Regions from separate parts of the Homo sapiens genome. Here region 1 is linked to region 2. A link is a contact called in ENCODE Hi-C or POLR2A ChIA-PET data. All regions are on one chromosome and are shown on one strand. Each heading gives the region's core, a stretch centred on a gene start or an enhancer-like site at or near the end of the contact. The rest is flanking DNA. Distances are from core to core; before and after follow the strand shown.

Region 1 (3,700 bases), core at 453-2,952, 160 kb after region 2:
TGTGAGTAATGCTGCAGTGAACATGGGAGTGCAGATGTCTCTTTGAGATACTGATTTTGTTTCCTTGAGGTGTATATCCAGAAGTGGGGCTGCTGGATCATATGGTAGTTCTATTTTCAATTTTTTGAGGAATCTCCCATAGCATTTCCTATAATGGCTGTACTCATCAAACATTAAGAGATATTATAGATATCTTGTAATTAGATGCTAATCAGTGTACTGAGTTCTGAGTGTACATGAGCAATACAAAAGTAGGCCTTGGCTTTCAAGCACACACATCTATGGTGTCACGAACTTGGCTTGAGTGTGTGTTGACCCTTACAGCCCCTGCTAACATCCTAGAATTTTGGATTTGGAGTGTAAACAGTAAAGTTGCACTCATTTTCTTTAAAGATAGAATGCTAAAAACTATTATCAGTGGATTTTAGTGTTCTGGTTAGTTGGCCCTTTGTTGATCTTCATTATAATTGAGATTTTTCAGCTTTTTTCCAGACAATTGAACATCATTGATGATGTTAATTACTGTCTTTGAGGCAGATTTCGGCCCACATACCCATAATTGGCAGGGCAAACAAAGAATCCTTTTAGGATTATATTTAATGCAGTGCTTTATTCCCATGTTATAGATACAGAGCAGAATCTCTTATAAAACACCTCACTCTCCAGAAACTTCAGTATGTTCTAGATAAATTTGTACTCAGGGTACAAAGTAATGCTGAGACGTTTTCCCTGTGCTCCTAAAGGCCAAAAGATGGATCTGGCTAGAGCAAGGAGTGCTTGTGAAAAATGTTTTGTTCAGCTCTGTACTGTATATTTTTTGATAAACTGTTTTTTTAAAATGAATTCTTGGGACACATCAACTATGAAAGAGGTTGCAGCACATCCAGCCTTTCACCTGAGTCCCTGGCAGTTTTGTATATGAGAGGTGGTATATTAGCTTTCTGGTTCCTGTTTGCAATTTGATAGTGCGTTTTTTGGACTCTTTGCCACAAAGAGGTATGTAATCTGTGGCCTACTGTATTTGAGTAGGAAGCAGCTAAACTGTTCATGGCCCCCGGTCACAAAGATGATGCCATGTTTGATCTGTTCCATCACCCTGCTCTGACACACTGTATTTTTAAAACTTGAGATATGATTCACCCTTTCAAAGTGTAATTCAGTGGTTTTTAGTATATTCACAAAGTTGCGCAACCATCACCATCATCTAATTCCGGAACATTTTCATCACTTGAAAAAGAAACCTTGTACCCATTGCCAGTCACTCCCCATTCCGCTGCTTCCCTTTGCTTTTGGTAGCCACTAATCTACTTTCTCTCCTATGGATCTGCCTATTTTGAACACCTCATATAAATGGAATCACACATTATGTGGTCTTTTGTGACTGATTTTTTCTATTTAGCAATGTTTTCAAGGATCATCCGTGTCGTTGCATTTAATAGTACCTTATTCTTATTCATGGCTAAATAATATTCTATTGTATGCAGAGGCCACATTTTATTTATCCATTCATCAATTGATGAACATTTGGGTTGTTTTCACCTTTGACTATTGTGACTACAGTAATTCCCCCTCTATTTATGGGGGATACATCCCAAGACCCCCAGTGGATTCCTGAAACTGCAGATAGTACCAAACCCCATTGTGATAGTCTGTCTGGTAACCAAGATGGCTACTAACTGACTAATGGGTGAGTAGTGTATGTATAGCATGGATACACTGGACAAAGGGATGACTCATGTCCTGGACAGGACAGTGGGATTTCATCATGCTACTCAGAATGGTGCATGATGTCAAACTTTCAAATTGTTTATTTCTGGAATTTTAATATTTTCAGACTCTGTGGGTAACTGAAACTGTGAAAAGTGAAACCACAGATGAGGGGGACTACTGCAGTGCTGTTATGAACATTCATGCACAAGTTTTTGTGTGATTATATGTTTTCAGTTCTCTTGGGTATATATCTAGGAGTGGATTGCTGGATTATATGGTAACTCTGTGTTTAACTTTTTGAGGAAATGTTTTCTATGGTGGATGTACCATTTATATTCCCAGTAATGTATAGGGGTTCCAGTTTCTTAGTATTCTTGCCAATACTTGTTATCGTTCATCTTTTTACTTATAAATTTCCTAGTGGATGGTGACCCACTATATTTTGCTGGAAGAAATGTATAATCATCATATTTTCACATTTTCAGCCTTAAAGGCCTATTCAATACAAAAATAATCATTTTCTCTAAATCTTTATCTTTTACCTATTGAAGGCTATCATTGGAATAATTCAGTTATGTTATTTACTTGAACTTATAGGCTAATCATTGAAAATTCTTAATTATGACTTGAACTTTTGCCAGCTCTGAGGTGGATTTTATTGAAAATTTCAACCACATCTAAAAAAACTCATTATTTAGATGAAATTTAAAAATTATTTTAAATCACTTGACTATGTTCCCTTGCCCCAGACTATTTCCAGTGCCTCAGACAGTTAAATAATGTTATTGAAACAACTACAAACACAAGATTTTCAAAGTCATTACTAAACATTGCAGAAGAAATATTTGCTTCCTTGCTTTATAAGTCACCGTGGCCAGTGCCTTTGAAGATATTTTCAAATTGTTTACTGGCATTGTGCATTAAACTCTTTCTTCAGAGTAGGCTCTGTGAGCCAGAAAAATAGTAACCTTTTTCTTTGTTAATACTAAAATTTATGTTGACCGTATGATTCACAAACTTTTGACATTATGTTATCTCCTTGTGGTGGTTACATTATCCCTTTGAAGACAGATATTAATATTCTTCTTGTATATATGAAAAATATACTCAGAAAGATTAACAATTGCCCAAGGATTCACAACTAATAAGTTGCTCATGTAGGCTTTCGATTTCATTTCTCTTGATTTTTTTCCCTCACAGCTGTGAACCCCGTATATCTGAGACAGGTCTCAGTTAATTTAGAAAGATTTTTTTGCCAAGGCCTGTCATGACACAGCCTCAGCAGGTCCTGACCACATATGCCCAAGGTGGTCAGAATACAGTTTGGTTTTATACATTTTAGGGAGACATGAGACATCGATAAACACATGTAAGATGAACATTGGTTCAGTCTGGAAAAGGTGGGACAACTCCAAGTGGGGAGGGGGCTTCCAGGTCATAGGTAGATAAGAGACAAATGGTTGCATTCTTTTGAGTTTCTGATTAGCCTCTCCAAAGGAGGCAATCAGATATGCATTTATCTCTGTGAGCAGAGAGATGACTGATTAGAATGAGAGGCAGGTTTGCCCTAAGCAGTTCCCAGCTTGACTTTTCCCTTTAGCTTAGTGATTTTGGGGCCCCAATATTTATTTTCCTTTCTCACAGAACTCTCTTCTAAATGTAGAATGTTCTCTTAACAAATATAAAAATGATGATATTAATACAATTCTCAATAGTTGCTCTTACTGCTTTAGTGATATGAGAAAACAAAAATTTAACTTAAAGTCTCAGTAACATCTGCATTTACAAGTCTCTGGTCTACCAAAACACCCATTCACTTAGAATAGTGCTAGGCCCTGGAGAAACAGCTGGGTCAAGACATGGCCCTGGCTGGGTGTTGTGGCTCACACCTAGCACTTTCGGAGGCTGAGGTGGGTGGATTGCTTGAGCCCAGGAGTTCAAGACCAGCCTGGGCAATTAAACCTTGTCTCTACAAAAATTAGCTGTGAGT
Region 2 (3,569 bases), core at 284-2,783:
ACTACACTCCAGCCTGGGCAACAAAGCAAGACTCTATCTCAAAAAACAAACAAACAAACAAAAAACCAAAGAGTTCTGAAGCCATTCTTCACTTGAGAAGCATCACTGAGAATGCGTCATATGCCAGAACACCTCTCTCTTGGATCATTGCAAGAGAGTTAGGAAGGAATGAGAATGAGTCTGGCAGGAAGGATGCATTTTTAGAGATGAGGGCAAAACAGAAAATTACTCTGGTTCGAGTGTGTCATTTCTCTTTCTCATAATTTTTTGTTTCACTTTCAGTGCTGGGGACCAACAGGTCTCTTGATGTAGGGTTGTGGCCCCATACACCTTCTATTTCTGCTCAGGGAGTGGGCCTTAAATGTGTCTTTCCTGGGCCTTCATACAGTCCTCACTCTTTCCTTTGGTTTTTATTAACAAAAGGTGATTGTTTTCTTAGCTCTTTGGGGGTGACTCCTTCTCATCAGGTGTCACCATTTCTGATTTTTTTCCCTCTCCTTTCCTTAACATCCAACCAGGCAGTGCTTTGGTGTTTGTCAGATATAATGCTCTTCAGGTAATATCTTTCTTTAATTACTTTTCCCTTCTTTTTTTTTTTTAATTTCCCTGAAACAGACACACACACTGTTGCCTTGAACAATTGCTTCCTACCTCCCTCTCTCTGGGAACTGGATTAATTTTTTTGTCATTGCTTAATGGAAATGTCGACATTTCAATTTCTGCTGCATGTTCTACACAAAATTTAACTGGACAAGATAGGGAGAGAAGCTGGAGAAGGGAAAGTTCGTCATATGACATAAAAGCTTTTTTTTTTTTTTTCTTCCATAATGGCTTAGAGTGTGCCTTCCTTAAAAAGGGGGAAGCAGCTACTATGGCAACAGGTTCTATTTTCCTTAGGGGCTGTGGTGGCGCTGATAGAACTGGAGTCTGGAGAACATGAAACAATAGCCAGGAGCCCCAGGAGCCTGCAGCATGTTTTTTTTGTAGTAATTACTAGCCTTTTCCATGATTCAAAACTATGTGGTAAGTGGAACTGGGTAGGTTGGTGGTGGTTTTGTTTCTGAGTGATATAGACAGCAGGACCGTGAGTAAGGGACCCTCTCTACATCTCACAGAGAACCCGTACAGTGCGCGCCTGGCTGGGGAGACTGCTCTGCTCCAGCCCAGATATCCCTCCCTCTTCTCTTCACTTCCTGCCTTCCAGGCCTGGGGCTCCCTCCTGATAAACTTCAGTCTGTTCCACTAGCAAGTACCAGAGTGTGAGTCTCCCCTGGCAGGTCTTCCTAGAAATGCCACCTCCATTTCTTTCAGAGGTTTCCCTTCATTAAAGACCTCAGTGTCGGCCCCAAACATGCAGAAAAGGGGTGCTTGTTTGACTCTCCTAGAACAAGTTCTTATCAGAGGCAATCTTTTTCCTCCCCTAACTCAGAATGCTGATCCTCATAAAGCTTGAGCAACAGTGCTTGGTTCTGCTAATCACTGCTGGACCCATGCCGGTCACACAATTAAAAGTTGGCGTTTGGGACTTTGTGGCCTGGTTACACCCCTGTGCCTGTTGCGTCGCCCATCCGGGCTCTAGGGAGACAGAGACTCTTTCATTGCACAGCTCATGAAATACCAGAGGAGAAAGCTTGCTTTCTTACCAAAGCATTCTTCACTAATAACGTTCTCTGCATATACTCCAATCCTGCCTCTTTGAAACTTCTGTTTAAATTAGTTCTCCTCCTCCTTCTCCTTATCATTGTGCTTTGTACAGCCCTTGATAATTTTCAGTACTTTTTTCACCTCCCTTGCTTGCTTTGTCCTTACAGCATCCCAGTGCCTCTATGAAATAGACCAGGGAAGAGGCAGCACAATCCATTTTTGGTCTCTGTGGTAGCCACAAACGTTTATATAATGCCTCCCAAGTGCCATGGTGGAGTCTGGTGGAGTCTGCCCAGCTTCACAGGGGGGATCTGACATCTCCCAACTATTTTTCTTCCCCATGAAAATTTGTGAAAGATATATGGATTATAAACACAAGGATACCTTAATAGGTGTAGAGCTTTATTAAATTTTTAAAATGTAGAACTAAGGTGCCATCCTTGCCTGGTATGTCGTCTTCTTTACCTGTTCTTTTGATTTGCTTTGCTGCAGACTAATTGTGCCTGGGACCTTAAAAGTCACTGGATCAGTAGACATGGGAAAAAGTTCAATATCATTACTCTTCAAAGAAATGAAACTTTTAAAAGTCAGGAAACAACAGATGCTGGAGAGGATGTGGAGAAATAGGAACGATTTTACACTGTTGGTGGGAGTGTAAATTAGTTCAACCATTGTGGAAGACAGTGTGGCAATTCTTCAAGGATCCAGAGCTAGAAATACCATCTGACCCAGCAATCCCATTACTGGGTATATACCCAAAGGATTATAAATCATTCTACTGTAAAGACACATGCACACGTATGTTTATTGCAGCACTGTTCACAATAGCAAAGACTTGGAACCAACCCAAATGCCCATGAATGTTAGACTGGATAAAAAAAAAAATGTGGCACATATACACCATGGAATACTATGAAGCCATAAAAAAGAATAAGTTCATGTCCTTTGCAGGGACATGGATGAAGCTGGAAACCATTCTCAGCAAACTAAGAGAAGGAACAGAAAACCAAACACTGCATGTTCTCACTCGTAAGTGGGAGTTGAACAGTGAGAACATATGGGCACAGGGAGGGGCACAGCATACACCGGGACCTAACAGGGGGTAGGGGGAAGAGGAGGATAACCTTGGGAGAAATACCTAATGTAGATGACGGGTTGATGGGTGCAGCAAACGACCATGGCACATGTATACCTATGTAACCAGCACATTCTGCACGTGTATCCCAGAACTTAAAGTATAATAAAAATATATATATATACACACAATGGAATATTATTCAACCTTAGAAAAGGAGATCCTGCTATTTGTTACAACATGGATAGACCTAGAGAAAAAAAAAAAGAGAGAAATGAAACTTAAGATAAAAGCTTTCAAAATAGCAATACCTTATTTTGGTGCTAGTGAAAGCACCAAAAGGAAAAATAAAGGTCCTAGGGAAATGGGCATATTAAAATTTTCTAGGTGGGAATGTAAATTGACATAGATCTCATGGGTGACAGTTTGGTAATATCTATTAAAAATATTTATGCTGGCTAGGCACAGTGACTCACGCCTGTAATCCCAGCACTCTGGGAAGCCGAAGCAGGTGGATCATTTGAGGTCAGGAGTTTGAGACCAGCCTGACCAACATGGTGAAACCCCATCTCTACTAAAAATACAAAAATTACCCTGCAGGTAGTGGCACGCACCTGTAATCCCAGCTACCTGGGAGACAGAGGCAGGAGAATCGCTTGAGCCTGGGAGGCTGAGGTTGCAGTGAGCCGAGATCACACCACTGCACTCCAGTCTGGGCGAGAGAGTGAGAACCTGTCTCAAAAAAACAAAACAAAACAAAAAAAGTATGCCCTTTCATCCAGAAATTCTATTTCTATGAATTTATTCTAGGGAAAGAAAGATATATGCACATATTTGTGTACATAGAGAT

Evidence for each region. Hi-C counts contacts between places; a loop is a spot of excess contacts on that map. ChIA-PET counts read pairs that join two places held with the same protein, here RNA polymerase II (POLR2A). Pooled maps may share reads with other maps.
Region 1: a pooled map shows a loop between it and region 2 (3-fold over the local background). The contact joins two enhancer-like sites. A Hi-C loop is called at or near these places in 1 of 168 maps with a recorded cell type or tissue (mammary epithelial cell) and 3 of 50 pooled maps. POLR2A ChIA-PET finds 5 or more read pairs at or near these places in 4 of 52 experiments (OCI-LY7, PC-3, Panc1 and 1 more).

Annotation. Positions count from the first base shown.
Region 1 is chr5:143,260,814-143,264,513 of GRCh38, forward strand. No RefSeq gene overlaps it. Among named protein-coding and RNA genes, the nearest start is that of ARHGAP26-IT1, 70 kb to the left of the region's middle. Within about 2 kb of position 1,703, at least 6 of the 41 ENCODE cell types and tissues checked have a DNase peak (open chromatin) inside an H3K27ac peak, as active enhancers do.
Region 2 is chr5:143,101,053-143,104,621 of GRCh38, forward strand. The region is part of intron 17 of ARHGAP26 (Rho GTPase activating protein 26); the gene reads left to right. Among named protein-coding and RNA genes, the nearest start is that of ARHGAP26-IT1, 90 kb to the right of the region's middle. Within about 2 kb of position 1,534, at least 3 of the 41 ENCODE cell types and tissues checked have a DNase peak (open chromatin) inside an H3K27ac peak, as active enhancers do.